Regions from separate parts of the Mus musculus genome. Here all the other regions are linked to region 5. Evidence: chromatin loops called from intact Hi-C (ENCODE). Cell type or tissue: heart. All regions are shown on one strand. Region 1 has its middle 2.4 kb from the start of 2210016F16Rik. Region 2 overlaps Slc28a3 (solute carrier family 28 (sodium-coupled nucleoside transporter), member 3). Region 3 overlaps Kif27 (kinesin family member 27). Region 4 overlaps 1700066J03Rik (RIKEN cDNA 1700066J03 gene). Region 5 overlaps Klhl3 (kelch-like 3). Region 6 overlaps Gkap1 (G kinase anchoring protein 1). Region 7 overlaps Gm52040 (a long non-coding RNA gene).

The links. Hi-C counts contacts between places; a loop is a spot of excess contacts. Peaks named below come from ENCODE experiments on the same cell type or tissue, not always from the same donor. Only the 100,000 strongest peaks of a DNase experiment are listed, where the experiment ranks them.
Region 1: it touches region 5 in a loop (5-fold over the local background); 7 of 42 quality-filtered maps call a loop at or near these places.
Region 2: a loop joins it to region 5, with 3 times the contacts of the local background. A loop is called at or near these places in 4 of 42 quality-filtered maps.
Region 3: a loop joins it to region 5, with 4 times the contacts of the local background. A loop is called at or near these places in 4 of 42 quality-filtered maps.
Region 4: a loop joins it to region 5, with 5 times the contacts of the local background. A loop is called at or near these places in 4 of 42 quality-filtered maps.
Region 6: a loop joins it to region 5, with 5 times the contacts of the local background. A loop is called at or near these places in 7 of 42 quality-filtered maps.
Region 7: a loop joins it to region 5, with 6 times the contacts of the local background. A loop is called at or near these places in 24 of 42 quality-filtered maps.

Annotation. Positions count from the first base shown.
Region 1 is chr13:58,385,637-58,389,636 of GRCm38, reverse strand. No RefSeq gene overlaps it. Among named protein-coding and RNA genes, the nearest start is that of 2210016F16Rik, 2.4 kb to the right of the region's middle. In heart, a CTCF peak has its summit at 1,517 (motif pointing right); no DNase peak of the experiment used is centred here; H3K4me3 peaks cover 139 bases; H3K27ac peaks cover 102 bases.
Region 2 is chr13:58,587,496-58,591,495 of GRCm38, reverse strand. It overlaps Slc28a3 (solute carrier family 28 (sodium-coupled nucleoside transporter), member 3), which reads left to right. Exons shown (of 18, transcript NM_022317.3): 2 at 3,225-3,314. Among named protein-coding and RNA genes, the nearest start is that of Slc28a3, 21 kb to the left of the region's middle. In heart, CTCF peaks have their summits at 680 (motif pointing left) and 1,802 (motif pointing right); no DNase peak of the experiment used is centred here; H3K4me3 peaks cover 622 bases; H3K27ac peaks cover 560 bases; H3K27me3 peaks cover 514 bases.
Region 3 is chr13:58,285,999-58,289,998 of GRCm38, reverse strand. Kif27 (kinesin family member 27) reads left to right here. Exons shown (of 17, transcript NM_175214.4): 17 at 1,743-4,000. The coding sequence ends at 2,206. Gm26555 (a long non-coding RNA gene) reads right to left here. Exons shown (of 8, transcript XR_873524.3): 2 at 1,688-1,820. Among named protein-coding and RNA genes, the nearest start is that of Gm26555, 13 kb to the right of the region's middle. In heart, CTCF peaks have their summits at 491 (motif pointing left) and 1,950 (motif pointing left); a DNase peak (open chromatin) is centred at 1,978; H3K27me3 peaks cover 259 bases.
Region 4 is chr13:58,147,223-58,151,222 of GRCm38, reverse strand. It overlaps 1700066J03Rik (RIKEN cDNA 1700066J03 gene), which reads right to left. Exons shown (of 2, transcript NR_126543.1): 2 at 2,248-2,661. Among named protein-coding and RNA genes, the nearest start is that of 1700066J03Rik, 2.3 kb to the right of the region's middle. In heart, a CTCF peak has its summit at 2,135 (motif pointing left); no DNase peak of the experiment used is centred here; H3K4me3 peaks cover 1,169 bases; H3K27ac peaks cover 681 bases.
Region 5 is chr13:58,010,175-58,014,174 of GRCm38, reverse strand. It overlaps Klhl3 (kelch-like 3), which reads left to right. Exons shown (of 15, transcript NM_001362415.2): 12 at 217-345; 13 at 2,941-3,081. Among named protein-coding and RNA genes, the nearest start is that of Mir874, 11 kb to the left of the region's middle. In heart, a CTCF peak has its summit at 1,894 (motif pointing left); DNase peaks (open chromatin) are centred at 1,444 and 1,964; H3K27ac peaks cover 519 bases.
Region 6 is chr13:58,230,974-58,234,973 of GRCm38, reverse strand. It overlaps Gkap1 (G kinase anchoring protein 1), which reads left to right. Exons shown (of 12, transcript NM_019832.4): 12 at 1,316-1,625. The coding sequence ends at 1,363. Among named protein-coding and RNA genes, the nearest start is that of Ubqln1, 17 kb to the right of the region's middle. In heart, a CTCF peak has its summit at 2,143 (motif pointing right); no DNase peak of the experiment used is centred here.
Region 7 is chr13:58,115,597-58,119,596 of GRCm38, reverse strand. Gm52040 (a long non-coding RNA gene) reads right to left here. Exons shown (of 3, transcript XR_003950589.1): 3 at 2,794-4,000. It also overlaps a transcript of Klhl3 not described here. Among named protein-coding and RNA genes, the nearest start is that of Gm52040, 3.9 kb to the right of the region's middle. In heart, a CTCF peak has its summit at 1,746 (motif pointing right); no DNase peak of the experiment used is centred here.

The DNA.
Region 1 (4,000 bases), 380 kb before region 5:
CTGCCTATGGGAGATAGTCTACATTGGGTAAATTGACATGAGAAGACTCAGCTAAAATACAAGTACCCCTTCCTATCAAGTCAGACTGAATAAAGAGAGGAAGTGAGCTGACCATAGTCATTTCTGCTTCCTGACTGCAAACAGTTGAGTGGCTAGCTCAACCTCCTGCTGCCATGATAGACTCTTCAAATTAGGCCAAAAGAAGTACTCCCAAGTTTTCTTGTCAGGTGTTTCATGACACCCATAAGACACCCATAGTAATGAACATGCTATTTCTCTCCCACCCACCCCTTGTGAGACTGAGTGAGGGCCTGACATGGAGGGCAGAGACTGGTTTTTGTTTGTTTGTTTTTTTCTCCTTCCAGCTGGTTTTTGAGGCAAGGTCTTTTCCTGTCTCTGTTGCTGCACTGTGTACTCCAGATGACTTGTTATGTGTGTATATATGTTCTCAAGCATGTGGCTTGATCTCTATATAATATCTGGGAATATTTGGGACCCTAAACAGCAGTTATAAAAGTAGGCACTGTCAATTTCATTGTACAAACATGATTTCTTCAAGTTTAATAATTTCATTTAAGGAAAAAAAAAAATCTGACCTGAAGACAAACTCAGACAATTATGTCTGAGAAGTAGATCCATGAGTACTGAGCTAGCCCCCAGCCCTCTCCTGGAGTGTATTTGACCTATCCTATTTGTTTTCTGAAAACTTTCCTTACTACTTTACAGTATAAAATATAGTATAATAAAAATTTTTTAAATGAGGAACTAGTCTGAGTTGGGGTGGCTATATTTGCAAATATATTGGAAAATATAAAATGTTCATAGGGCTGACTGATTTTGTCTGGGTGAAGAGATACTGAGATGGGTAAGACATACCCTTAAAGATCTTCCTCTGTGGGACATTTCCAGAAACTAGAAGATAGGAAGACTAAATGAATGAAGTACTCAATGACTTAATTCAGGAATGGATTCAGAATTTAAGTAGATACAGTGGTAAGACTGTGGAAGATGATGGTTAGGTGGAAAACGTTGGCTGCTTTGAGGGGAAGGAGAGAACATGTGTCTTTGAGTTTGGTTTGTAACGATTGGCCTTGGTCATCCTGCTTTCACCTGTGAAACTTTCTTTTATCCTCTGGTTTCCTTTGTTTCTTTTGCATTTTTGAGACTGGATCTCTACATAGCTGTGGCTGTCCTGGAACTCACTATGTAGAGCAGGCCGGCCTTGATCCTACAGAGATTCCACCTGTCTCCTGCCTTTCTAGTGCTGGGAGTAAGGCATGTGCCCCACTACATGTGACTTCTAAACTATTGAAGTGCTTGCCATAGTCTATCATTACAGAACGTAGGAGCACGAGCAGTAACCGCCGTCAAGAGGCTGCTGTTTAGAGCTTCTGAATGATGCCCATCTTTGATGAATGTCAGCTGAACTCCATAGCAAAACTTTCGTAAAAGCCAGTATAGATGGCAGATAAAATCTTGATAACGTCTAGTGTGCACTTGGTGCTTTACCCTCCCAAGCCAGAAGAGGGCAACATCACCCGGAGCTGCAGTTAGAAACACTTGTGAGCCACCATGTAGACTTAGGAAGTAAGCCCAGGTTCTCTAGAAAAGCAGCCAGTGCTCTTAACTGCTGAGCTATCTTTCCAGCCACTTCTCAGGTTACTTGTCACTATAAACTTGGGAAACTTTCCTGGCTGTGTCCCAGAGGTTCCCAGAAGTTGTGTTCTCCTTTTCACTTGTCTCTAGGAGGGTTGTTTTGTTTTTAAAAATCTTCCTGGTTCCTTGAATGATTCACTGTTCAAAAATACATTTTATAATATGGATTTTGTCATTGTTGTTGAGGTTTTGTCCTGTGATACTAGTTTTAGAGAAGGTATCATATCCTGATGAGATTTTTAAAAATGTGTATTTTTGGTCTGTTGGGTGCGATGTCCTGTATATTTCTGTTAAGTTACTCCATAATGTATTTTAGCTCTGATGTTTATTTGCTTAGTTTTTATTTGGGAGATGTAACTGTAAAAGCAGGTCATTGAAGCTCCCACTATTCCTGTGTCAATCCCTATGAAGCACTGTATATACTTCAAATTATGTGCTTTATGAAACTAGGGATTACAACATTCAGCCTATGAAGTATTTCTCTTGATAAATCATTCCTGACATAATATGTGGTATCACCCTTTTTATATTTTCTAGATAGCTTTGGTTTGACATTTACTTTATCTGATATTTGCTTTGTAATTTATTTTACAGTCTTTGATTTTTTTTATCATTGCTAGCAAAATATGTTTTAGGACACAGTATATTACTGGCTTTTGTATTCTCTACTGAATTCTATCAAACTTTCAAGGATGATCTCATACCAGTTCTATTCCATAAAATAGAAAGTGAATGGACACTACCAAGTTCATTCTACAAATATAGTATTATTCTCACACCAAAACCAGGCAAAGGAATAACAACTTAAAACTACAGACATCTTCTCTTTAATGAACATAGACACAAAGACTCAACAAAATACTTGCAAACTGAATTTAGAAATACATTTAAGAAGATCAAATATTATGACCAACTAGGGTGTTTTATGGAGAGGCAAGTTTGACTCAACACAGGTAAATGAATAAATGCAATACACTATATAAACAAACTTAAAAACAGAAACCACGTACATAATCTCACTGATGAAAGGTCTTTTTGACACAGTTCAACATGGCTTTGTGGTCAAAGTGCTGGAGGTGTTAGGATAGATTGGCTCATGCTTCAAACTAATAGAGGCTCTATTACAACAGACCTATAGCCAAAAATCAAGTGGAGAGAGCATCTGTTCTCAATTCAGGAATGAGACAGGGCTGCCCATCCTCCTTAGTTTTTCAGGATACTCTTTGAAGTCTTAGCTATGGAAATAAGACCAAAGTAAGTGATAAAAAAGGAAACAGGAAAAGAATCGAACTATTCCTACTTGCAAATGATGTGTTTCTATACTTATAAGACATTATAGAGGCGTTTGAGAGATGCCCTCAAAGTTAAGAGTACTGGCTTCTCTTCCAGTGGACCCAGGTCTGAACCCAGTACCCATATGGCTGTTCCCAATATCTTGTAACTCCAGTTCCAGGGGCTCCAACACCCTCTTCTAGCCTCTGCAGGCAGCAGGCACACACATGGAACACATACATGCATGCAGGCAAAACATTCATACACAAAATAAAAATACTTTTTTCTAAAAAGACCTTTATGGAATCTACTAGGAAACTCTTTAATTAAAGCAAAATTGCAGGATAGAAAAATCAGTATTTAAAAGAAAAAACAAAGCCGCGTATGGTGGCCTATGCCTTCAATCCTAGCACTGAGAAGATAGAGGCAGGTAGATCTATATGAGTTTGAGTCTAGCTGGTCCACATAGTAAATTCCAGGTGATCCAAGGCCACAGAGGCCTTGCCTCAGAACAACAATGAGAAACGCCCAGATAATAAAAACATACTTTCATACTGATTCTGCATCTCCAGGCATCTTTTCAACATTGACCAATGTATCTTAAGTATGTTAAGTTTTAGGGGTTGGGTTGATACTTTATAATTCCTACTTTGTTCCAGGTAACCCTATAGAGATGACTAGTCACACAGTTTATAATCAATTGAAAGTCTATTCCAGCTGGCTGGGACCACACCCAGGTAGGTATTCAGAGACCTAGGAGGTGTGGTTCCAACTGTCCAGATCAACAGTTTTTTAAAGGCAAGAAATCACACCCGGGTACTTTGCTTTGCAGCTGTACGAGGGCTTCCCAGAAAGCAAGATCTTTTAGCTAAGATAAGTTAGCTGACCTTTGGGCTCCTTGAATACAGTTGGGTAATTACCCACGGGACTCTTCATCAAGATCAGATTCTAGTTAAACCTGGAACCGCCTCAGCAAGAGTACAAGATGGAGGGACTTTTGCACTGTCTTGCTGTGACACACCTTGACCGTCAGAACGACTGGCGTTTGTGTCTGGTTCAGACAGTTCCCTTG
Region 2 (4,000 bases), 580 kb before region 5:
AGTGTTCTTAAGCACTGAGCCATCTCTTTGGCTCCCAGATCCTATTCTTCTGACCAAAGATAGGAGCTTCCCTGAGATCTCCATCTTTATACATTTTGTACATGAAAGCTGGAACCCAAAGCTTTCATGGTGAGGGCGCAGTCTACTAAGGCCAGGCTAGCTGCCTAGTGGAGCTGGGGAGGCAGGGTCACCTCAGCTGCTGTCCCAACAGCTCGGGTGGAGTGGAACCCCAAAGTGGACGCTGCACAGCAACACGCTGGTGTAGGAAGCCATGACGTTCATGTTAATATAACTAGGACTTATGACTTATGGGAAAAAGCAACCCTGTTAGAGAAACCTTGAAATAGACAGCTAAGCAGACAGTCCACACCTGCTTCTTGTTTAAGAATCTAAACGATAACAATGTTACTCAGCACAGGGCTGGAGCCTCGGCTCCTGGACACCTAGGTCTCTTCCACTAGTCTTCCGTACTATAGTATGGACAGCTCCAGAGGCAAACCCAAGACTTCCCAATGTGCAACTAAGGTGAAGGGGCTCCTATGCTCACGAATTTGTCCACTTAAAATTGTTCCTTAAGGGGCTAAAAAGATGGCTCAGAGGTTAAGAGAGCTGGGTGCTCCCGCAGAGGAACCATTGGGTTCTGAGCACCTCCAGTTCCGTGGATCTGGTGCCCTCTTCTGGCCTCCATGGAAACTACGGATGTGTGTGTGTGTGAAGCACTCACACCTAAAATAAAATAATAAACAAATAAATAGATTTTTGAGATAGGATTTAGCTATGTAGCCCTGGCTGTCCTGGAACTTACTTTGTAGACTAGGCTGGCCTTGAACTCACAGAGATCCACCTGTCTCTGCCTCCCGGCTGGGATTAAACATGTAAGGCAACACACCTGGAAAACTTCTTAAATAACTATTTCTTAATTTATAGATTCATTAAGCAGGGGATGGGAAGGGAAGACTTCAGCATAAGCTATTTTTGTTTTGTTTGTTTTTTGCTTTTTTGGTTTTTTGTTTTTCGAGACAGGGTTTCTCTGCAGCCCCGGCTGTCCTGGAACTCACTCTGTAGACCAGGCTGGTCTCGAACTCAGGAATCCGTCTGCCTCTGCCTCCTGAGTGCTGAGATTAAAGGCTAGCATGAGCTTGAGAAAAGCACAGCTCACTACACTCCCAGGGACCAAGAAGAAAGGATTCCCACAATGTATTAACTTTCCCCGACCTCAGTGTTTTATTTTTAACTGCTAATAGTGTATATACACTCTATCAGAAATATGTTTTAACATCTTTTAAAGTTTTATTCATTTTATGCATATGAGTGGTTTAGGCCCCTGCTTCATTGCTTAGAAACATACACGTGGTTCCCACGACTCCCCCACTGAGCCGGCGTACTTCGAGGTTTTGCCCTGAGGACAGGCATTCTTATAGGTGTTAGGTACAGAGGCGTCAGTAATCTGCTTAATAAATAGAACGAAATGTTGGCTAATGGGTGGTTATTAGCTTCTTTTACAGACCCACAGTTCCAATTTACAGAGAAAGAGAAAAGCTGGCTGTTTACCACCCACCCACCTACACCCACAATAACTCCTTTTTCTGTTTCAAATCCTCGATGATTTTCTTCCTGGAAATACAACGACCAAGCTGTAAACCACTGGACAGAGCAATCGAGAACACAAGGGAAACACACCCAGGGTTCCTCTGTGCGCGTGCAGAACAGGGAGCACTCCACCCCCAAATACAACAGCACTCTCCATGTTCATTGACTTAAAACCCCCATTCTCAATTCCTTCAGCAAAGATCTCAGGTGCTGCCAGCAGGGGGCATCAGAAGGCTGCAGCCTACAAAAGAGAGAAAATGAAGCTGGCTCCACCAGTGAGAAAACCCCAGGGTTCTGCAGAGAGCCAGAAAGAGCACACTGCTGTGTGAATAGACGCCTGAAGTTCAGGGTGGTACGACCTGCCGAGGCGCGCGTGTGTAATTAGAGACCCTGGTTTATTCACTCATGTAATCCAGCATCCCAGGCCCTGTTGTTTTCAATTTAGCGTTAAGGAAAGTGTAAGAACTCATGAACACAGGAGAGAAGTAGAGTTCCCAGGGCTACACGTCTCTGCCCTCTTTCCGTTCTCTGTATAAACATACATTTCCTCCCACTACCAGGAATTCTGGGGAGACCCATCAGAGGTGCCACATGTTACAGGGAGATTGCGGTGCCCTCTTGTGGTTTTAATCTCCTTGCAAGAATTTCAAGATGGGAGTGGCAATGCTCAATCCAGGACTCAGGACTCAGGAGACAGAGGCTGTCAGATATCTGTTAGTTCAAGGCCAGCCGGGACCACATAGTGAGTCCAGGCTTCAAAATAACAGAGGAGGAGGAGGAGGCAGGGGCAGGAAAAGGGAGGAGGAAGACAGAAAAGGAGAGAAAGAAAGGAAAGAGGGAGGGAGGGAGGAAGAGACAGAGAGAGAGAGACAGAGAGAGAGAGAGAGAGAAGGAGGGAGGGAGGAAGGGAGGGAGGGAGGGAGACTTAAGAACAGACCCATAAGGATGATTTTATTAGAGTTTAAGATTAAAACTCCATGAGAGCCAACTGTAAATCTCGGTCTACTGGAAGAGAGAGACGCAGCCATGACAACTTCGCAGGAGCAGCATGTGGGCAAGCAGCCACTCTGCCAGAAGGGAACTTCTGAGAAAGCGGGAAGTGTTAGGGAAATCATGGGCAGAAGCACAAAAAAGAGGGAAAGAAAAAGCAAGGTTTTGCTTCTCAAATTTATTCAGATTTAGGAAGCTGCGGCGTGATGCTGGGGCTCTGTATGCGCCCGCGCTAGGGCCAGGAATTCTGGGGTTGACGAGTATGCTATCTCATTAAAGGGATAATTATTTCTTCTATCGATTGAGCATGGTTTAAAGGTCGATCTGCCTTCCTGAGGGGTGACTGACCTGCCCAGCTGAAACATTAGGACCCCAACCTGGTAAAGGCCGTGCATCAGGGCCTAAGGTGGGAAGCTGCAGTCCTTCCTCAACGTGCAGCACATTGGTCGGTCCCATCAGAGCAAAACAAAGCAAGGTTCATCCTTTTTCCTTGGGCCCATCCTTTTTCCCTGGCACTTCCTTGAACCGGGTGCCTCATCTAAACACGGAGTCTGGCTTCTGCCACTCTTCAGGACTCCCCCCGGAAAGGGAAGGACCCTTGTGTTGGGCTCTGACACGGTGTTTTTCACTCTGCTTTTTCCTAGGATGAAGACCTTGAACGGCAGAACACTCCAGGAAACAGCACAGTCAGGAACAGAGTTGTACAAAGCGGGGAACAAGGACACGCCAAACAGGTAGGGCAGGTGTGGAGGATGATCAAGGACCTGTTACCATGGAGAAAACTGCACTGCCTGTGAGTGTGGTTAGTGTGTCTAGGGCAGAGCCAGAAAGAAAACACGCGCACCCTAACAATGAGACTTCACTTTTGCAGACCAGCCACAGACTTCCCCAAAAAGGGAAGCCATCTCAAGGCAAAAGGCCTAGGCAAGCATGGACCCTCAGCTTTGTAGCCCCAGTTACTAAGAGGCAGAGACAGGAGTCAGGTCTAGCCTGGTGTGAGACTTCCTGTCAAATACAAAAAGCACCGGTATGCTAAGGGAGGGAGGCAAGAGAGGCAAGAGAGGTGCCTCTCCCTTGGTTCCATCGAACCTAAATCCTTAGCTTGCACAGGTCTTGGGGGCTTTTGATGGTGGTGGTGGAGAGTTTTGTTTTTTTTTTAATTGTTTGTTTGGAAGGAACAGGGTCTCATGTGACCCAAGTTCACATCATATTCAATATGCGGCAGAGGATGGCCTCGAACTCCTGATGCCCTGGCTTCAGCATCCCAAGTGGTGGGATTACAGACGTGGACCACCATGTCTGGCAAGGAGCTCCATGCTGCTTCATTTGTATCCTAGATTTAGGCGGAATTCCTTCCACTGCTGGAAAAAACAAAGCAAGTAATTGCTCATGTGGATCATCCTCTTGAAAAGCAGTCCTA
Region 3 (4,000 bases), 280 kb before region 5:
CACTGTGGCCTCACACAGACACACATACATACACATAATACATAAATAAATCTTTATTCAACAAGATTTTCAAAAACTGTACAAAGAATAATACAAATGAAAGTAAAAGTATGTATTTCTAAAAGCTGGCATGACTTCCAGAACTTAAAACACTTGATCAAATTCAATAATAATTAAATGTGCATGTGTAACACTAACCCCTTAGTAAGTGGAATGATCACCATGAGAAAGTACTCTGCAAAACTCAGACATTCCTGGACGGTAATAATATTTTTGTTATCAACAATCAATAGTTCTAAAATAACTTGACCCAAAATTTGAAAGTTAGAAAGTTATATAAAAGAAATACTTATTTCTAGCTGTTTTTAAAAATAATTTCTGGGGCTGGAGAGATGGCTCAGATATTAAGAGCACTGACTGCTCTTCTGAAAGTCCTGAGTTCAATTCCCAGTAACCACATGGTGACTCACAACCATCTGTAATGAGAGCTGGTGCCCTCTTCTGGCCTACAGGCATACGTACAGGCAGATCATAAATCTTTTAAAATTTTTTATACCTAGAGAAAATAACATATAGATAAGCATATTCTAATTTATAATCCAGGGCTTAAAGCAACTGAGTTTAATCTCTGGTACTGGGGAAACAAAGAGGAATTTATTGAAACCCCTCCAAACCAGAAAATATGAGCTAGCCTTAAATCTTCACCTAGAATTAGAACAGATACAAAGTTGCCCATAGGCAGTGGCTGCTAACGTTTGCCATCTATGCTAGTCACTGGGAAGCTTAGCTTAGCCTCTGGGCTGCCGTTGGTGCCTGGGGAAGGCAGCCAGGCCTCTTACTCTCAGCAGCCACATGTCAGACAGAGACAGACTCTCAGCCAAGGCTTGGGGAAGCCCACTAGACTCTGTCCATTGGTATTTATTGTGTGTGCATTTATGTAGGGATGGGGGTCAGAGGACACAGCATGCAGCGGCCAGTTCTCTCCTTCAGTGGTGTAGGTCATTTTAAAGCCAAGCTCCAGCTTAGATTCTGTCTTCACAGGGCTGAAAGAGCACTGAGCACTTGGAGGGGGTGTGACACCCTCTCCTCGCCCCTCAGGCACTCCTCACACATGGATTATACTCATGCATAAATGCAGGTAATATACATAAAAATAACTAACTCTTCAGGCTAGAGAGCTGGCTTAGCAGTTAAAAGCAGAGCCTAGGCTTGGTTCCCAGCACCCACATGGCAGCTCCTGACTGCTCTTCTGAAAGTCCCGAGTTCAATTCCCAGTAACCACATGGTGGATTACAACCATCTGTAATGAGAGTCGTCCGTAACTCTCGTCCCAAAGGATAGGACACCTTTGCTCTCCTGGCATCTTGCATACACATTAGGTGCACAGACAGACATGCAGGCACACACCCATGCATAAAGTAACTAGTGAATTACACTAGACTTAAAAAGTGATAATTATTTCTTTAAAAAGATTCCAGAGACACACAAAGTACTCATAGGCTTATAGAGAGTACCAAAATTACTAGGGGATTTTTCAACTTTAATGGGTTAAAGCTGTTTATAAGAGAATCAAGACTGCCCCTGAGGCACATGTCTGTCTGTCTGAAGAAATCATTAAGCAGGAGTTTGCAAGTACCACATCTTTAGTGAGAATGATGTAGTTTGTAGGGTGCTGTGGCAAAAATACCTGATTTTCAGAAGACGGTGTTTGCTTGTTTTGTCTTGTGTCCGGTTCTCTGTAGATCATGATGCTGGAGATGGAGTTCTGAATCCAGAAGAGACGACTGTGCTTTCTGAAGAACTAAAATGGGCATCTAGAACTGAAAATACAAAGTTGAATGGAAGCGAAAGAGAAGTAGACAATTCTTCAAGCAGCTTAAAAACCCAACCACTGACCCAGCAGATTCCAGAAGATGGCCCAGACTCACTTCCAGCCCGTAGCTCGATAGCGCCCTCCAGTGGCCAACTGCAGAGCATTGCCGATAAAACAGAGGCCCGTCCCTTTACACACTCTCAGAGTCCAGTACCACACCAGTTCCAGCCTGTGAGAAGTATAGGACCGCTTCAGGGGGTCAAGCCTGTCAAACTGTGTCGCAGAGAATTACGTCAGATTTCTGCCATGGAGCTGTCATTGCGGCGATGCAGTCTTGGAGCTGGGGGCCGGTCAATGACTGCTGATTCCCTTGAAGACCCCGAAGAAAACTAGTGATTTCAAAGCCCAGGCACTGAACAATAAAACTTCTAATTTAGTAAATGTGTGGAAAGATGCCTTTTCTGACTTACAGAATTAAACCTCGGGGTAGCGAGCTCTTTCCTGGGACACAGGAAAGGGGGTTGGCACCACTCCTATGTATGACAGTGTATGTGGGGGCTTTGTTATTTCATAAATGCATTTTTGAGTGCTTGTACATTGAACGATTTCTACTTGTGTGTATAAGTTCCTTTCCTGACATATTTGCTTTATTTTTATGTACATTTAAAGAACAAAATTAAGACTAAAACACCCTTCGGATGTATATTATTCTATAATATAAAGACATATTATAGAAGTACATTATAACCCATAGTATTTGAATGTTAAAATGCAAGTGTGTTGCTATTTTTAAGCTCCAGATAAGCCCTGATTGTGCCAGAGTTACCTACCTAATGAAAATGTTTGCCAGAATTAAGCCTGTGAGCTGAGGTGCATTGCAATTGTTAGAACTTAGCGAGGCAGCCTTAACTCTAACATGGTAGCTTTCATTTTTATAATTATTTTTTATAGAATGCAAATTTTCACCTTTATCCTGTCCTACGCATTCTACATTACCTCTCAGACAATGCTAGAACTGAGAGAAATGTCTGCAGCTTCCTGGACAGGGGAACTGATCACAGAGCAACACACGTCATTAATCATCCCAAGGAAAGAAGCTGTGTGTGCGTGAGCGGTGTGGCCATGTGGGGTGTGTGGGTGCCGCATCCTCTGATTACACACACACACACACACACACACACACACACACACACACACACACACACACATATATATACATACATATACACACATACACACATATACACACACATATATACACATACACTCACATATAGTCATACACACACACACACACACACACATGTCTGATGATTTCCAGCCTTGTAGGCTCAAGGGCATCGGGGTATAAATATGTACATGAAATCTTGCTAACATATCTCTAAGTTTTTCTGGATCAACTAAATGAGCAATCAGTTCTTTCCTACCATATTTATCTATGACAGGCAACATCTCATTATAATGTCCTGAAGTATTGTTTTGTTTCTTTTCCATACCTTCATATTACACCAAAGCTGGTTCTTAGACTAATCAGAGCCAGCAGCAAAACCACCATATGGAAGCCTGCACAGCTCCCACTGAAGTCTCAACACCTACTTCCTCACTGAATCCATTGTTTAAAGTGTGCCTGTGTCTATACATATACACACATACACATATTGTGTGTGTGTGTGTGTGTGTGTGTGTGTGATGACAAAATGTAAGTGCCTTCAACACAACCTAACAGTTATAGACTAGGTGAGTGTGGTGCCACATGTCTTTAATCACAGAAGTCTGGAGGCAGAGGCAGAGGCAGGTGGGTCTCTGTTCTCCTGGTCTACACAGCAAGGACAACCAGGACTATAGAGAGAGACCCTGTCGCAAAAAACAAAACTATCATATATTAGCAAATATCTTTTTATTAATGAAGGTCCTAATATAAATTTAAGATTAAATAGCATGCTTTGTCTTAATAAGCAGTTTATAAAAACTTTTCACTAACAAAGCAATAGTTACATAAGACTACAGTGATTTCATCAGATGATACAAATGTAAACTGGCTACCAAGTAACAAGGGCTATTTGTTTTCTATTAAACATTTCATTTGGATCTTGCACATGCTTTGATAAATTTCATTCCCATACTCAAAAATATATAAATAATGTCCCAAACAATGTAATCTAGGTGTAAACAATTCATTCTAGTTAG
Region 4 (4,000 bases), 140 kb before region 5:
TTGAGGGAGGGTTTTCATAACCTAAAAAATATCCCATTCTTCAGGGCTAGAGAGGTTTTTCCCACGTAAGAAAACTTGCTTATCTTGTATGGGATCTGGGTTCAGTTCTGCAGCCCACGGGTGTGCACATGGTGTGCAGACACACATTCAGGCAAAACACTCACACCCATACAGTAACATTGTAGGAAAAAGTGCAGTGTTGAGAGAAGAGTAGATTTACACCTATTACAAAACCAATGAGTTATTTCTTACATTAGAAAAAAGAAATCTTGTGACAGAAATTAGAAAATTATTAGAAATGAAAATGAGTTTGACATAGTTTTAGTCATTGAAAGAGGAAATGCAGGAATTATAGAGCAAGAGAATGATAACAGGTTTTCCCGCATGAGAGAAGCCGTCTGATCTGACTGTGGATGGTTCTGTGTGCACTGCTCAGCCCAGGTTCCCGGCGCGGCACTTCAGTTCTGATCTGAACTTATCTCTATGGTGCTGGAAGACAGAGCCTCCGCATGATTGACAAGTGCCATGCCACTGAGCCACCCCACCCGATCTCTGCCCCCCACTCAGTGTGTGTTTAGAAGGGAGGGAGGAGCAGGTTCTTCAGGGCTCCCACGTGTGTGGTGAGGAGGCTGTCACTCTTGTCGGGTTGATGGAAATGTGATCAAATTCAGGCATTTCCATTGTATGTGTCCCGGATGAGCTTGGTAGTCATTGTCAACTTCCCTGTCACCCAACATGCTGAGGTTGGAAGCTGGACGGGCTTAGGAAGGTGAAAAACTTTATTGTCGGGTCTTTCTGATAGTCGCCCCACCAAGATGAAAAAAAACTCGGCATAAAATTTGCTAGAGGAGATAAATATTCCAAACATTTTCAGGTTTTTGCTGGATTATACACTATAAAAAATGAAAGCAGTCAGAGGTGGCCATGTACACCTTTAATTCCAGCACTTGGGAGGCAGAGGCAGGCAGAGCTCTGAATTCAAGGTCAGCCTGGTCTACAGAGTGAGTTCCAGGACAGCCAAGGCTACACAGAGAAACCCTGTCTCAGGAAAGAAAGAAAGAAAGAAAGAAAAAGAAAAAGAAAAGAAAAGAAAAGAAAAGAAAAAGCAATTTCAGGATAATTAAATATATAAATATAAACGAAAGCAATGACCTTCAAGACCCCCAAGTAAAAGAATTTATATGATTTTAAGGGATATATTTAATCTATAACTCTTTAAAGAATTCTCAGGTATGGTCTGCAGAGGTTTCTCAGGAGTTAAAAGCACCGATGCCTTACCAGAGACCCAAGTACCCACATGGTGACTCACAGCCACCAGAACTCCAGGGCCTGGCAAAACACCCACACACATAAAATGAATTAAATCGATTAAAAACCAGAATTTCCAGTTAAGTTACTAAGTGTCTTTACCTTAGTCCATGGGCCTGGGAGAAATGCGAAGAAGACAAGAACCCCTGGTGTGGCCCTGAGCAGCTCTTCTGTGGATACATAGTAGTTGCCTAGTTCTCCTTAACAGTCTCACAGGCTTCAGCACTTCAACAATAGAATTTTATTTTCTCCAAAACTTGGAGATCAGAAGTCTGAGATCCAGCTGTCAGTGGGGTCTTCCTGCTCACTCTCCTTGGTGTCTAGATGGCTGTCCTCTCCTCGTGCCTTCCCATAGACTCACCAGTGTGAGCATGTGTGCCCCTGTGTCCTCTTCTTGCATGGACACTAGCACTGCTGATGTAGGGCCTCTGCTGATGGCATCACTACCTCTTTAAAGACTCCATAGCACCACCGGGGAATGCTGAGGCAGGAAGTGCTTGCCGGCCAAGCTCATGGACCTGAATTCAGTGCCCAGAACCTGTGGAAAAGTCACCAGGAGGAATGGCGTCAGCTTGTAATCCTGGTGTTCGGAAGGCAGAGACAAGTGGGTCCCTAGGGCTTGCTGGCCAGCCAGGCAGCCTAACCCGCTTGGCAAATTCCAGGCACACACACACACACACACACACACACACACACACACACACTAAATGAGAGCTGGTGAGATAGCTTGGCAGTTAAGAGCTTCAAGAGGTTCTGAGTTTAATTCCCAGACCATCTCTAAAGGGATCTGATGCCCTCTTCTGGTGTACAGGTGTACATGCAGGCAAGAGCATTCATTAATATAATTAAACAAGATGCATAAATAAATTTAAAAATAAATAAATAATAAGACGCAAAGGGAGAACGAGGAGAGGAAAGTAAGCAAATGGGAGTCAAAACTGCAGCGCCAGGATTTATTTCAGGGAGTTAAATGCCTCTTTCACCCCATGGCTTAAACTTCTTTTGAGTACCTCCGTTGAATTAAACTTGTTTCCTTGACTTCCCTGACAGTCCCAGGATCATCCCTGTTCGTTCTGTAACCCACTGTATTCTGTCAGCTTCTCCATCCTCCAGAGAAGCTGGCAGCAGCGTAGAGTCTGGCCTCCCTATCTCCCGCCCTCCTTCCCAAAAATGCGAAGTCTTCAGAATCCGGGAGGTAGCAGGAGGTGCCAGAGCCTGGAGACCGGATTCTGCTCAGGATCGGATCGTATTTACCACAGCTCCGAAGCTATGGTGCGTTGTCTTCTCCGTACCTCAGGTTCCTTCTTGATTCTGTGCCGGACAACACCTGCTTGCAGAGGCTTTTTGGCGACTCTGTAAAAATCACATTCTGTGTGTGTCAGTGTTGAGACTCTCTGACCCCAGAAGCTGTTATGTCACTTGGTGGGTCATAGTAACCATAGTAACCGTTGTGGGGCTGGGACATGAAGAGCCCTGATGCTGTACCCTAACAAGGCCCTCCACCCCTCTGCTATGGGCTCCGCCGTGTTTTCTGTCTTTCCCTCGGCTCCATCCTGGGAGTTTTTCTATGCTGTTGTTTTATCTCTGCTGTTTGTTTTCAAACAGTTCTTACTTTATTATCTCGGACCTCCTCCTTTTAAATCTTCTATTTATGCCTTCCTCTGACTTTTGTCTTTTGCTTTTCTTCTTTCCCTCCCTCCCTCCCTCTCTTTTTCTTTCTGTTTTGTTTTTAGTTTTTTTCTTTATTTTTTTCATTTATTAATTTTTTTCTTTTTATTTATTTATTTACTTATTTTTTGTTTTTAGGTTTTTAATTTTTATTTTTTAACATTTATTTGGAGATGGGAGTTTGCACATGTCACAGTTTGGGGACAGTTTGTGGAGGCCAGTAGCCCCCTTCCATCTTATGAGTTCAAAAATTGAACTGTGGTTGTAAGGTTTGGAGGCAAGGATCTGTAGTGAGAATTTTGATGACTTTAAAAAATATAAATACGGGGGCTGGAGAGATGGCTCAGAGGTTAAGAGCATTGTCTGCTTCTCCAGAGGTCCTGAGTTCAAATCCCAGCAACCACATGGTGGCTCACAACCATCTGTAATGAGATCTGATGCCCTCTTCTGGTGTGTCTGACAGTGTACTCACATAAAATAAATAAATCTTTTAAAATACCCAAATATGTCATGTGTCTATATTTTTGTTTTAATCCCCGGTGTGGGATATGGGGTTGCTTCTAATGGTCCACATCAGTCTAGGATTTGCCTCTTTGCCAGCTGCAGATAGTTTATGTTTAGAATTCTGGGGACTTTTAAGAGGGTATAGAAATGCCAGAGCCCCTAGAGGTGGCGGCGGCTGCTCTTCCTGCTGTTGCCGGATTGCTGAATTGCTAGTTGGACATATCCTGACCATAAGATAATTTGCCCCTAGGAACTTGATGCCCCTAATCAGCAGGAAGTGGTCAAATGAGATCAACATCTCCTTCTCCCCAACCTTCTTTCTCTCCTACCTAATGTTGGGGGGCTTTGAAGGGGTTTCGGTGGAGAAGGGTGGTAGGAAGGGGAACCTGATAAAGAGCCAAGTCCCAGTCAAGGACTCCCACCCCCACCTTTACCCACGGATCCATCTTGCTTGCCCCTATTTTCAGTTTTCCGGAAGCATTTCCGGGGGGGGGGGGGCTGGAGAGATGGCTTAGTGGAT
Region 5 (4,000 bases):
TGCTTCTAAGCATCTCAGGGCTTCAGAGCAGGCGGGTATGTGGCGGGGTGGAGGTGGGGTGGGGGAGATGTGCCCTGTGTGTGGAGAGCAAGCTGGGTCCTTCTGGATGATTGAGACAGAGGTACCTCTGTGGGTTAAAAATGGAGCACCAGCCAAGCTCCTCCGGTTCTGTGTCAGTGCCACCAACACCAATCTCAGTCACTTGGTCTATTCCAGGGAAGCTGTATGCCGTCGGGGGTTACGATGGTGCTTCCAGGCAGTGCCTGAGCACCGTGGAGCAGTACAACCCAGCCACCAACGAGTGGATATACGTGGCAGACATGAGCACCCGACGCAGTGGCGCTGGTACGTATGTGAGAGCCTTGGGGCACAGGAGAGCATGGGGGTGGGGTGGAGTGTGTGTGGGTTACAGGCTGAGACTAAAGACCAACCACTGAACCGTGCCTGTTTCCCCTCATCCTGTCTCTTCTCCTCCAGTTGTAAGTAACCTGGCTACTACATGTCCACACACACACACACACACACACACACACACACACACACACACTCGCGCACACACGCACACATGTACACAGACCAGACTTTCCCAGGGACTCCTTGCTCAACATGGAAGGCGTGTCATCTTCACTGCCCCGTTTTGTGTTTGTTTGAGACAATTTCTCCATGGCCCAGGCTAGCCGCCACCCACCCACTCCTCCTCTCACCTTAGTCCACCACTGCTGATTCCTCTGACCAGAGTTTGAAAGTCAGTCTGGCCTGAGGTGGATCACTTTGCCCAAGGTCGTAGAATAGAAGGCTTGCAGAGTTAGAATTCTCTTTCCAAGGTAATTGTGTCTAGCCGTCTAATAATGAGCCTTATTCCCCTGAGGGAGGACAGGTTCTACTGCCCTGGCGTTAGCTAAGAAGCCTAGCTGGCCTGCCTGAAGCCCACGTCTTGGGAGTAAAGGCTGGCATAGCAGTGTTTATGGCTGGAGATAAACCTCGATCCCCTACACCCACATTTTCTTGCTTTGTTTTTCTCCACCGAGGAGAGATAATGACCCCCTTTTCTGTCTCATGGGGGAAGTCCAGGCACTTAGTCCAGTAGCCCATCCTGCCACGTCAACTTGGGCGACCCCATTCCCCATCGTTGCCATCTAACACCCTAGCTGTCCAGTGCACAGGCTGCCCATGTTCCCAAAGGGCCAGCTCCATCCATAAATCCTGTGACATTTTCCCCCTTTCCTGATGGTTTAGTAATTATAGCTTCTAGAACCTTCTATTTACTTCCTAAAAATCCATTTATGACTTGGGCCAAGTGCTAAAGGCCTGTGGCGGTGGTTGGGGTGGACGTCACCTGGCCCATCCTTGGCTGGAGGCCCCAGACAATGCCATTACAGCTGCTTCTATTTATGGGAGGCCCAGACCTTTGCTGGGAAGAGCCCTTTGTTCAGATTACTACGGAGCCCTGTCCTGGGACGGAACCCCGTTCCCGGGTCCCTTTCTTCAGTGCTTCACTCTGATAAAGAGTTAGGGATGTGTCATCACTAGCACCAGGAGCCTGTGTACTTGTCTCATTGGGAGCTGGTGACAGCCAAAGACCTAAAGACGGAAGGCTCTGTGTCATAGCTCCCTGAGGCCCGTCGGATTCTATGTGAGAGTCTATGAGCAGGCTACCAAGGATTGTGGGAGAGTTGCTGGGGGAAAGTCTAGGTGGCTCTTAGCTCCCTTATGAGTGGACAGCATAAGCAGAGGGATGGACACGGTGGGCAGAGACCATCTCAGGGTCCCAGAAGTGTCAGCTCCTGCTCACCCTGGAGGAAGAGAAGGTGAAGCAACTACTGAATTTTCAGACTCTCACAACCTGACACAGGTCATTGTTGGTACAACAGCACCATCTGCTGCTAGTTTAGAGCAACTGCCAGGAACCACTGGCAACCCGCTATAATTTCTGGCCGGGATTTTACATGACATCCTGTTATTTAGATAGTATCTGCAGGAGCCCATCACCAGTAGCCTCAGGGAAATAGACCAGGGCAAAACACAAGCAGTTCCTGACCTCATGAAGTCTATAGCCTCCGGGTTCAGCCCCAGACCCACAGCCTGGCTGCACATCGAATTCACTGAGATACCCCACTGGGCTTCTGGCCAGTGTCTCTGGAACTAAGGTTTTATTTTTCTAGAAAGTACCCAGCAGAAAGGATGCAGTCTTTCCACCGAAGGCAATAGTCCACAGAATCATGGGTACATTCCAACTCCCTCTCTCCATGAATGAGAAAGAGAAAGGGCCACCCAGAGCGGGTGTTGAAGAGGCAGGTGTAGGTGTCCCAGCTGCCAGGCAAGCCACCCTCACTAGCCCTCTCTCTTCCTGAATGGCTTGAATCTCCTCAGTCTTGCAGCAGTGAAGAACTGCTCAGCTCCTCCCCCCCCCCACCCCCAGGACAAATCTGATGCCTTCTGCCATCAAGGGGAAGAAGGGCTGGAGGAACAGGCTGGCAGGGAGTCTCCCTAGCAATGACCTCAGCACCTGGCTCTGTCTCAACAGATATACAACCGAATAATAAGATGCAGAGGAAAAGCAAGGCAATATGAATATGCCACAGGGTAACTGGGGCTGGTTTTCTGATGAGAATTAGCATCTTTTTACATTTCAGTGGATTTCTTTGAACCTTTTGAAAAATCCCTTTGATGCCCCTGTATATGTACACACACACATATTTACATTTTAAAAGCAGAAACAGGGTCTTGGCTTTGAACCTCCTTATTTGCAGGCTGCCTGTCTTATGGGGAGCCAGGCAGGGGATTATCACATTTATTTTACAGATTAGGGCAATGAGGTCCAGGAAGACAGCACTTGCTCCCTAAGTCTCCCTGCTGGCAATGACTATCCAGGCTTGAGGCCTCTTGGATGCTGGTTCTTATAGTGAGCCTGAGGCCAGGACACTGTGTTCTGCCTTTCAGGGGTTGGGGTGCTCAGCGGACAGCTGTATGCCACCGGGGGACATGACGGACCCTTGGTGAGGAAGAGTGTTGAAGTTTACGATCCTGGGACAAACACTTGGAAGCAGGTGGCAGACATGAACATGTGCCGGCGCAACGCAGGTAACGTGAGACTGCTCTCCTCTCCTCTCCTGCGGGGGTCACAGTTCTTCCCTCCAGCTCTGAGTGATAGGAAGAGGGGCAGGATTGCCAGAGTAGGTAGCTCTCCCTGTGTCCTGAACATAAGAGTGGCGGTTTGTCTATCCCATAGGCTCTGCGTTAGTGGGAGGGGGAACCTGGAATCCAAAATGGTGGCCTCAAGGTGTCCCGCTGAGACTCAGCGCAGTCCCTTCTCTCTGGTCTTGGTCTGGATTGTTTTTCTCTGCCATTGTCTGGCTGAAAGGTCCTCATAATTCCAAGGTGTCATGGGGCCCCAACAGCCCCGCCAAGCTGTTTCCTATCTTGCTGCTTTGCGCTGGGGAAGAGTAGGCTGGCTTTGCCTACCGCCCCAGGCTGGACTGCCTTAAAAGGTGCCACCAAGGCAGATATTACCTGTTTGCTAAACCCACCATGGCTGACTTGTTAGAAGTATAAACAGGGGCATCAGCAACTGGCTCACTGCCTGAGCTCGCTGCGATACCCACTGGCATTTGGCCTTCATCCACATGAACAAGGAGTTAACAGGGCCTGCAAGGCAGCCAAGCCTGAAATCAAGCAGGAAACACATGTAGGCACATTCACGTATAGGTATCGTTTATTTAGTAGCAAATGGATCCTACTGTGGCATTATTGTAAAACTTGCTTTCCCATCCTTCATGAAGGTCTAATTGCATGTGTCTTCAATTCTCTCACGTCACATGGCTATATCATAGTTTACCCAGTTTGTCATTGAACACTTCACTTAAGACATCTTTTCTATGCTACCAGTAATGCTGCCCTTACCATAACTGATCCTCAGAGTTAAGTCAGAGTACGCATTGAAAGCGCATACTTTTCTCTAGAAGAAAAGGCCCAGAGTGGAATCTTGAGGCAGAGGAAGGAA
Region 6 (4,000 bases), 220 kb before region 5:
TGCGCCACCATGCCCGGCTTATAAATTCCTTTTTAAAATGTTATTTACACATTTAACTATCTACAAATCAGAACAAAGTTTTCCCTAAATGAATAAATCTTTTTGGCCCTCTGCGTGGTCAGGAGTAAATAACAGCATTCATCTATTTGAAGAGGTGTTGGTTTTTCTTTAACTTAGAAGCCTGGTGTATTTGACTCCAAAAGGAAAGCTGTAGTGTGGGAAGGGAGAAAGAAGTTAAAGCAGTCGCTGTGGTCTCAGGTGAGCCTGGGCCCGCCACTCCCCTAGTAGGACTTAGAAACACGTTTAGTATTTGCTTTCATTTCGTGTGTGTGAGTATTTTGCCCTTACTCCCAGCCTGAACACCAAAGTTCTGTTGCTAGGGCTCAAGAGGTGGCTCAGCAGTTAAGAGCACTGATTATTCTTCCAGAGGACCTGGGTTCAATTCCTGGCACCCACATGGCAGCTCACAACTTTCTATAACTTTAGCTCCAGGAGATCTGACAATCTCCTGGGGTATCCCTGGAAGCCAGGCATGAAAGTAGTACACATGCATACATGCAGGCAAAACACCTATATGTAGAAAACAAAATTAATGTTTTCAAAATTCTAATACTGTTTAAAAATAAAACTAGGGGTTGGAGAGATGGCTCAGCCGTTAAAAGCACTGACTGCTCTCTTCCAGAGGTCCTGAGTTCAATTCCCAACAACCACATGGTGGCTCACAACCATTTGTAATGGGATCTGATGCCTTCTGGTGTGTCTGAAGACTGTTACAGTGTACTCATATAAATAAAAATAAATAAATCTTTAGAAGAACAAAACAATACAGAACTTGAATTATAAATTATCAAAAAACTAAACAACTGAATTACTAAATTTGTTGACTATATGAAAAGAACTACTTTGTTTATTTTGTACTTTGTGTGTGTGTGTGTGTGTGGTTTTTTAAGACAGGGTATCTCTGTATAGCTCTGGCTGTCCTGGAACTCACTTTGTAGATCAGGCTGGCCTGGAACGCAGAAATCCCCCTGCCTCTGCCTCCCGAGTGCTGGGATTAAAGGCGTGAGCCACCACTGCCCGACTGTTTTGTACTTTTTAAGGTATTTAGGATAAAATGGGCTCTGAAGAACTGAGATATTTGTGACCGTATTGATTCAGCCTAAACAGCTCTGTACTGTTGCTTTCTGTCTCGTTTGTTAAGTAACTGTGAGAGCTGGGCGTAAGGAAATAGCTATGCTTTGATTTTGTGTGCTCATAAACTGACCGCCCAGAGACGTGCATCTTCAGTAACTAACGTGCTGTTTCTCCTTAACAGGGAGGCAGGAAGGGGAAAAGGAACTTCGAACCTGACCATTGCAGGTGATCGTGGCCTCGGAGGCCAGCACAGAATTCTTTCACACTTTTGCAGAAATGTGTATATTTAATGCTGTGCGACTGCTAAACTGCAGGTTTTTGTTGAAGGAACTAAAAGCAACTAGTTCACTCATAGTCTACAGTTTTATGTTCTTTTGGCTTAAAGTTAAAAGAAAATACAGAATACCAGCAGAACTTGATTATTGTTTTCTGTCCAAACTTCTTATGACTTTAGTTTTTCATCAGTCAATAAAATTAATTTACTCTTCCAAGAATCTGTGTGATCTTCACTGTCTCCTGAGCAATGTGGCACCTTTGTGTGCTAACCCCTACCCCTGAAGGACAGCAGCATGAGGACAGAGAATGTGGGCAGAGTAAGAACAAGCACTGGTTACATGAGCCTCCAAGAGTAATCACAGGGCTCGCGTGCTCCTCGGCACAGTAAGGAAGGTTCTATGAGGTGATGTTTACAGAGTAGTTTTCCTGAATATTTGTTGAAAAGCATTCCCAACAGAAGGAATACAATCTGGACTAGAAAATTTGCTTAAACAGTAGGCTGTCACAGCAACAGTGAGGAGGCTGGGAGAGGGGAGAGCAACAAATGACCCTTGATTGCTGTGGATTGTAGGATAGTTAGCTGCTTTAGTCTATTCAGTAGGACACAACTATAATTTAGTAAAGTTCTATCTTTGACCTTTGAGAAGATCGCTGAGTGGCAGGGGCACTGTGTGGTAGCAGAAGTGAGCATGTGAGCACTGACCGCTCTTGCCTGTGCCTGGTGCCCATGGAGGCCAGAAGAGGGCATCAGATCCCCTGAAACGAGTTAGGAATGGTTGTGAGCCGCCCCGTGGCTTCTGGAAACACACTTGAGACAGGCCCTCTGCAAGAACAAGTGCTCTTGCCTACTGGGCCATCTCTCCAGCCCCAGGATCCCATTTCTTGACAGGCTTTCCTTTTTGGTGGTGTTTTAATTTACTGAGATGGTACATGTCACAGCATGGGTGCAAAGGTCAGAGAGCACCCTGAGCCACCCTTCTCCCCTTCCACCCTTTGGATACTGGGTATCAGACTCGGGTCCTCAAGCTCAATGGCAAGTGCCCTTACCCACTGAAGCTTCTCACTCCGTTTCTTGACAGTTTTTGAGAAATAAACAAAACAGTGATAGAAATGTGCTGAACCACCGTCGTAATTGCTTACCTCTCTCTGCCTCCTCCCATGAGGTTCCATGAGCCTTGCAAAGAGCTAGGATTCATCATCCCCTGGATTCCCAGCCAGCACTGGTCTGTCGTACAGCATAGCATAGAGCAGGCACTACAGCAGTGTTTAATCAATAAAGAGGGCATTCAGGGAAAGGAAAAAACAAATGATAAAGTATGGCGAAAGAGTAGAAGCCTTGGAAGGTATTTTATGCCAGGCCTCTAACCATGGACACACACGCACGCGTGCCAGTGAGCAGGAAGCACACTGCTGAGTCACATGTGCAGCCCACTGGACCTTCATTTGAATAAGGCATGGCTGTTCACACAGGATAGCGATGAGAAAGGCAGTGTGCAGAGATAGTTGACAGTCCATCTGGAGCTTCAAATTACGAAGTCAATATAATTTGATAAGTGAAGGAAAACCATGAAAAGCTTACCTGGGAGTCCTGCTGTAATCAGGTTCTTAAAGGAAATTCAGTTTATGCCGGGTATGGTGATGCACAACTTTAATCTCAGCAATCGAGAGTCAGAGGCAGGTGGATCTCAGTTTAAGGCCAGCCTGGTCTGCATCTCGGTGGTGGGCGGATAGTGAGAGTTAAAGTTTCACAAATAAAAACAAGATTTCAAACCCGAGTGCCATTAATAACATACTTAGAAGCAGAGTGGGAGAAAGCAGGTTGCTGGCCAGTGAGGTGGCTCAGCAGGTACAGGTGCTTCCTGTCAAATCTGCTGGCCTGAGTTCAATCCCCAGGACACACACAGGAGAAAAAGGACAGAAAACTAACATATAAAAATCAGTAGCCTTCCTATATGCTGGTAACAACCATTTTAAAATTTGTAAGGAAGCACAAAAGACCCCGGAGTAGCGAAAGCAGGCCAGTATCTTACCTGATTTCTTGTAGTATAGACAGACCTACAGTGGCAAAAGAACAAAACGCCCCTATGAGTGGAGTAAAATAGAGGACCTAGCCATCAGCCCACAAGCGACAGCACCTGATTTTTTAGAACAATGCTGAAATACACATTAAAGAAAAGACAGCCTCTTCCCCAGACATTGCTGAGAAAAGTAGACGGCCTCAGTGGAACAAAACTAGATCCCTCCCTCTTACCCTGCCTAAAATAAGTCAACTCCAAATGCCTCAGAAAGAACTTGAGTGCTGAAGCTGAAATCGTTTTAGGAAAAAAAACGAGTACTTCAAGACAATCGCAGGCAAGGACTTTCTGAACGGTATTTCAGTTTGGGGAATAAGATTGACCACTGGTATCGACCTCCTGCACTAGGACCTTCACAGAAAAGGAAACAGCTTTTAGAGGAGACTGCCAAGTGAATGTATTTGTTTGTTTGTCTTAGAGGATTACTAGCTAGAATTGAAACAAGGTAGGCCGACTCTATGACAAGTTTCAAGTTGGCAGTTCAGGAGATTCAACCTAAATCTCTGTTTCCAAGA
Region 7 (4,000 bases), 110 kb before region 5:
ACTGGACATTTTTTTTAGAGGTTAAAATTACAAATTTTACTCTTTAAATATAAAGCGGATGCAATACATATACAAGTGTATTAAACTTGTATCTTAAAGTCACACCTGTAAGTTATGGGAAGTCGAGATGATCTAGTTGCAGATACAATGATAAATGATTTTATGAGATAGCACCTCACTACATAGACCTGGCTGACCTGGAAAAGTCTATCTAGACCAGGCTAGCCTAAAACGCACAGAGATCTTACTACCCGGGCCTCCTGAGTTAGTAGGATTAGAAGCATGTGCCACCCACCATGCCCGAATGAAGCAAGTCTCCTCCCCCGCTCTTCCCCGCTTGATAAATGCCCTGTTTGAAAATGTCATGGACCCAGCATTCTGGAGGTGGAAGCAGGAGTCATGAGTTAGAGAGTAGCCTGGGCTACATGTGGAGATCTGCTTCAAAGAAACAAGACTGGGGTCTGGGGAGATGGCTCAGCAGTAAAGAACACATGCTACTCTTGCAGAGGACCAGAGAGTTTCCCAGCTCCTATAACTCCAGCTCCAGAGGATCTGATGCCTACCCCTGTGGTCAGAATATATCTGTGCTCACATCCCCATATATACATGCATACATATGAGTAATTAAAATCTTTTTTTGTTTGTTTGTTTTTGTTTTTCAAGACAGGGTTTCTCTGTATAGCCCTGGCTGTCCTGGAACTCACTCTGTAGACCAGGCTAGTCTCAAACTCAGAAATCCGCCTGTCTCTGCCTCCCGAGTGCTGGGATTAAAGGTGTGCGCCACCACGCCCAGTGCCAGTCAGTGCTCTTAACTGCTGAACCATCTCTCCAGCCCCCTAAACTTGTTTGTTTGTTTGTTTCTATTTTCCCCACACTGAAGTTTGTCTTCTGCTGATTTGTGATGGGCTCTCAGTTACTCTCAAGTCTCAGTTATAACCATCATATGTGGAATCCTTCCAGCCAGTCATAAACTCTTGGGCTTTCTAGCTGTACCAAGTTCATCAAAATTTACGCCATAGCCGCCGCCTGCTGCAGTTCACCGCAGAGCTCAGTGAGCTTGGTGGAATTAATCGCATGCTATCATTGATCATGGCTGTTTACCACAATCATAGACCATGGATGTTTACCACGTCTTTAGCTCCCTTTCACCCGCTCACAGCAGAGATGGAATCAAGCGCTAACGAGCGCTCTACAAGCGTGTATTCCCAGAACTACCCTATCCCCAGACTTACCTTTACTTTCTGTTTTGTGAGGCCGAGTTTTACTAAGTTATCCAGGTTGACCTAGAACTCACTCTCTGGCTCAGGCAGGCCTTGAACGTGTCATCTGTATTTAACCTTTTTATGCAAAACGACTAGGTTTTCTTTGGATCAAGAAAAGAATTGAGGGGGGCAGTGGTGGCGCATATCTTTAATCCCAGCACTTGGGAGGCAGAGGCAGGCAGATTTCTGAGTTCGAGGCCAACCTGGTCTACAGAGTGAGTTCCAGGACAGTCAGGGCTACACAGAGAAACCCTGTCTCCAAAAACCAAAAATAAATAAATACATAAGTAAGTAAGTAAATAAATAGAAAATAATAAAAGAAAGAAAAGAATTGAAAGGCAAAGTGAAGGGGAAGATAATGGCAGCCGTTAATTTAAAGCTGAATCAATGTTTGTTCTTGAATCTGTCTGTGAACTGAGGAAGCTGGGGTTTTCTTCCTTTTGTGAGAAGTGTTTTCACTTTTGCTATGAGAGATACACAGGCTTACCAGCAGGGGGCACCAGTTGCGGGCTGCAGCTTTGGGAAGGGAAAGAGTTGTTGGAAAAACTAAAAAGCCCTGAGGGGTGTGCCAGCTGCCTCCTGTGCTGTCTTCACTCTGCCTTTGCTCCAACTCTTGGGTCCAGTGGTTTTCTCACTGGCTAAGCCTGGCTGGTAATCAGAGGACCTTCTTAGAGGAGGCATTTGGAAGCGTTGGATACCAGCTCTATATAAAGTCTTTGGGGGGGGGGGGGTGGATTCCTAAACCGGAAGTGAGGTGGAAAGTATCTGGGACAGGCACCTGAGGGTGTGGTTTCCATGCTCAGCATGCTTGGTTCTCGAGTGGTCTTAAGAAAGTTCCTTTCTAGCTTCGTCTTGATTGGCTCATCTCTAAAGTAGAGGCGTAATAGCAAATGTTAAACCCCAGGCTGTGCAAACCTGTGGGAAGTTTTGGTGTAGAGATAAGGGTGGGCAGTACCTTAGCTCTGGTCTTGTCTGGCCCTTGCTGACTCGTCAGCAGCAAGGCCACTGGGGATGTGTGGTGACTCCACACAATGCCCTCCCCTGCTGAATATTGTTCCATGTTGATCAATGGGTTACAGATGTTTAATATTAATAGCCCTGAAGAAGATAAAGACGACTATGGGACTAGTTAACAACTAGTGGCTGTTAACTAATGCTTTTCCTAGGCTGGAAACTCAGGAACTCAGGACCTCTGGAAGAACAGTCAGTCTCTGCTTCATGCTTCACTCTCATCTTTAAGCCTAGGACTCTTGGAGGTAGCTACTGATATTAATCTCTTCATGTAGAAGGGAAAATGACGTCATGGTTCTGGTAAGAACACCTGCACCGTGCCCTGATAGGATCCTAAAGTCTATTTGGTTTTCTCATCTAGCTGTGTATTCCAGTCACCCATGGGGCTTATTGAAATTCCTCCTTCTGGGCTCTGATGTCATAGGTGTTAGGTAGAACCCTACTACCCAGTATTCTTTTTAATATATAAATTATGCAGAATTTCCACTTCTAGATGTTTTTACAACACAATAATTCCTTTTTAAAAGGTTTTATTTTTTTAGTTATGTGTGTATGTGTATTTGCATATGTGCATGGTTGAATGCAGGTCACTGGGAGCTGGAGTCACAGGTGGTTGTGGCTACATGAGTTGGGCGCCAGGGAACCAAATTCAGGTTCTTGGCAAGAGCAATGCATGCTTCTAACCACAGAGCCATCTCTCTGGCACCCCAAACCATCAAGATAAGGAATATTTTCTCTGTCTCTCTCTTCTGAGACAGGGTTTTTCTGTGTAGCCCCAGCTGTTCTGGAATGTGCTCTGTAGACCAGGCTGGCCTCGAACCCACAGAGATCCACCTGCCTTTGCCTGCCGAGTGCTTTAGATCCTCTGACGCTTACACCTTTAACCAGCTAAGTAAATGGTTCAGATACACAGTGTGCTTCGAGACACGGTGCTGTTAGGGTGCCTGCAGATGTAAGAATGCAAAGCATTGGAAACTTGGAGGGAAAAGCCAGAAAAGAAGAGAAAGGAAAGTTATGGGAATGCACCGTCGGCCCAAGTGTCTCCGGATGAAGTACCAGTGCTGAGAGCTTTGTTGACCAAATCCAGACTGAAAATGTTTTTCTTTCTAACCCTGGTTCTTCTCAAGCCAAGTAAGAGCTGGAGGATTCGGAACAAATTTGGCATGGATGACCGGATGAGTCACTTTGGGATGGAGATCTGGGCTCACCAGGTGCACTTGGGCTAACTGTGGAGGTCGCTCAAGGCATTGGGAAGAACCTGCGGAGTGGGGAGCGGGCTTTGACATAGATTCAGAACAGGTCAAGGATGGGGACTTTCCTCCAGGCAGGAACCACTTTGGTCCTTTTGCGTCTGTCCACTAGAACCCCAAGCAGCCCCTCTTGGGACAGAAGTACAGTCAGGAGCACTAGCCTATACTGAACAGGTCAGACTTTGGCCCACAGTATGCTTGGATAACAGGTAGGAGATGTTAAATGTAGCAGAGACCAGAAAAATATTCCAGTAGCATAGAGAAGGGCCATTGGCTCTGCTACCCTTAGTTCTGGTGGATGGTTTTCCTGGATGGCCATCTCCCTTCCGCCTCATGGAGAATGGGTGGTGTGACGAGTGGGTGTGATCCGACACATCTGGCTGACATCTGGTTTGTCACGTATGGCAAAGGTAGATTGCAAGGGGACCACCTGAGGCTTTATGTTGGCTCTAGTCATTCATTTTGAAGCGTGAGTAT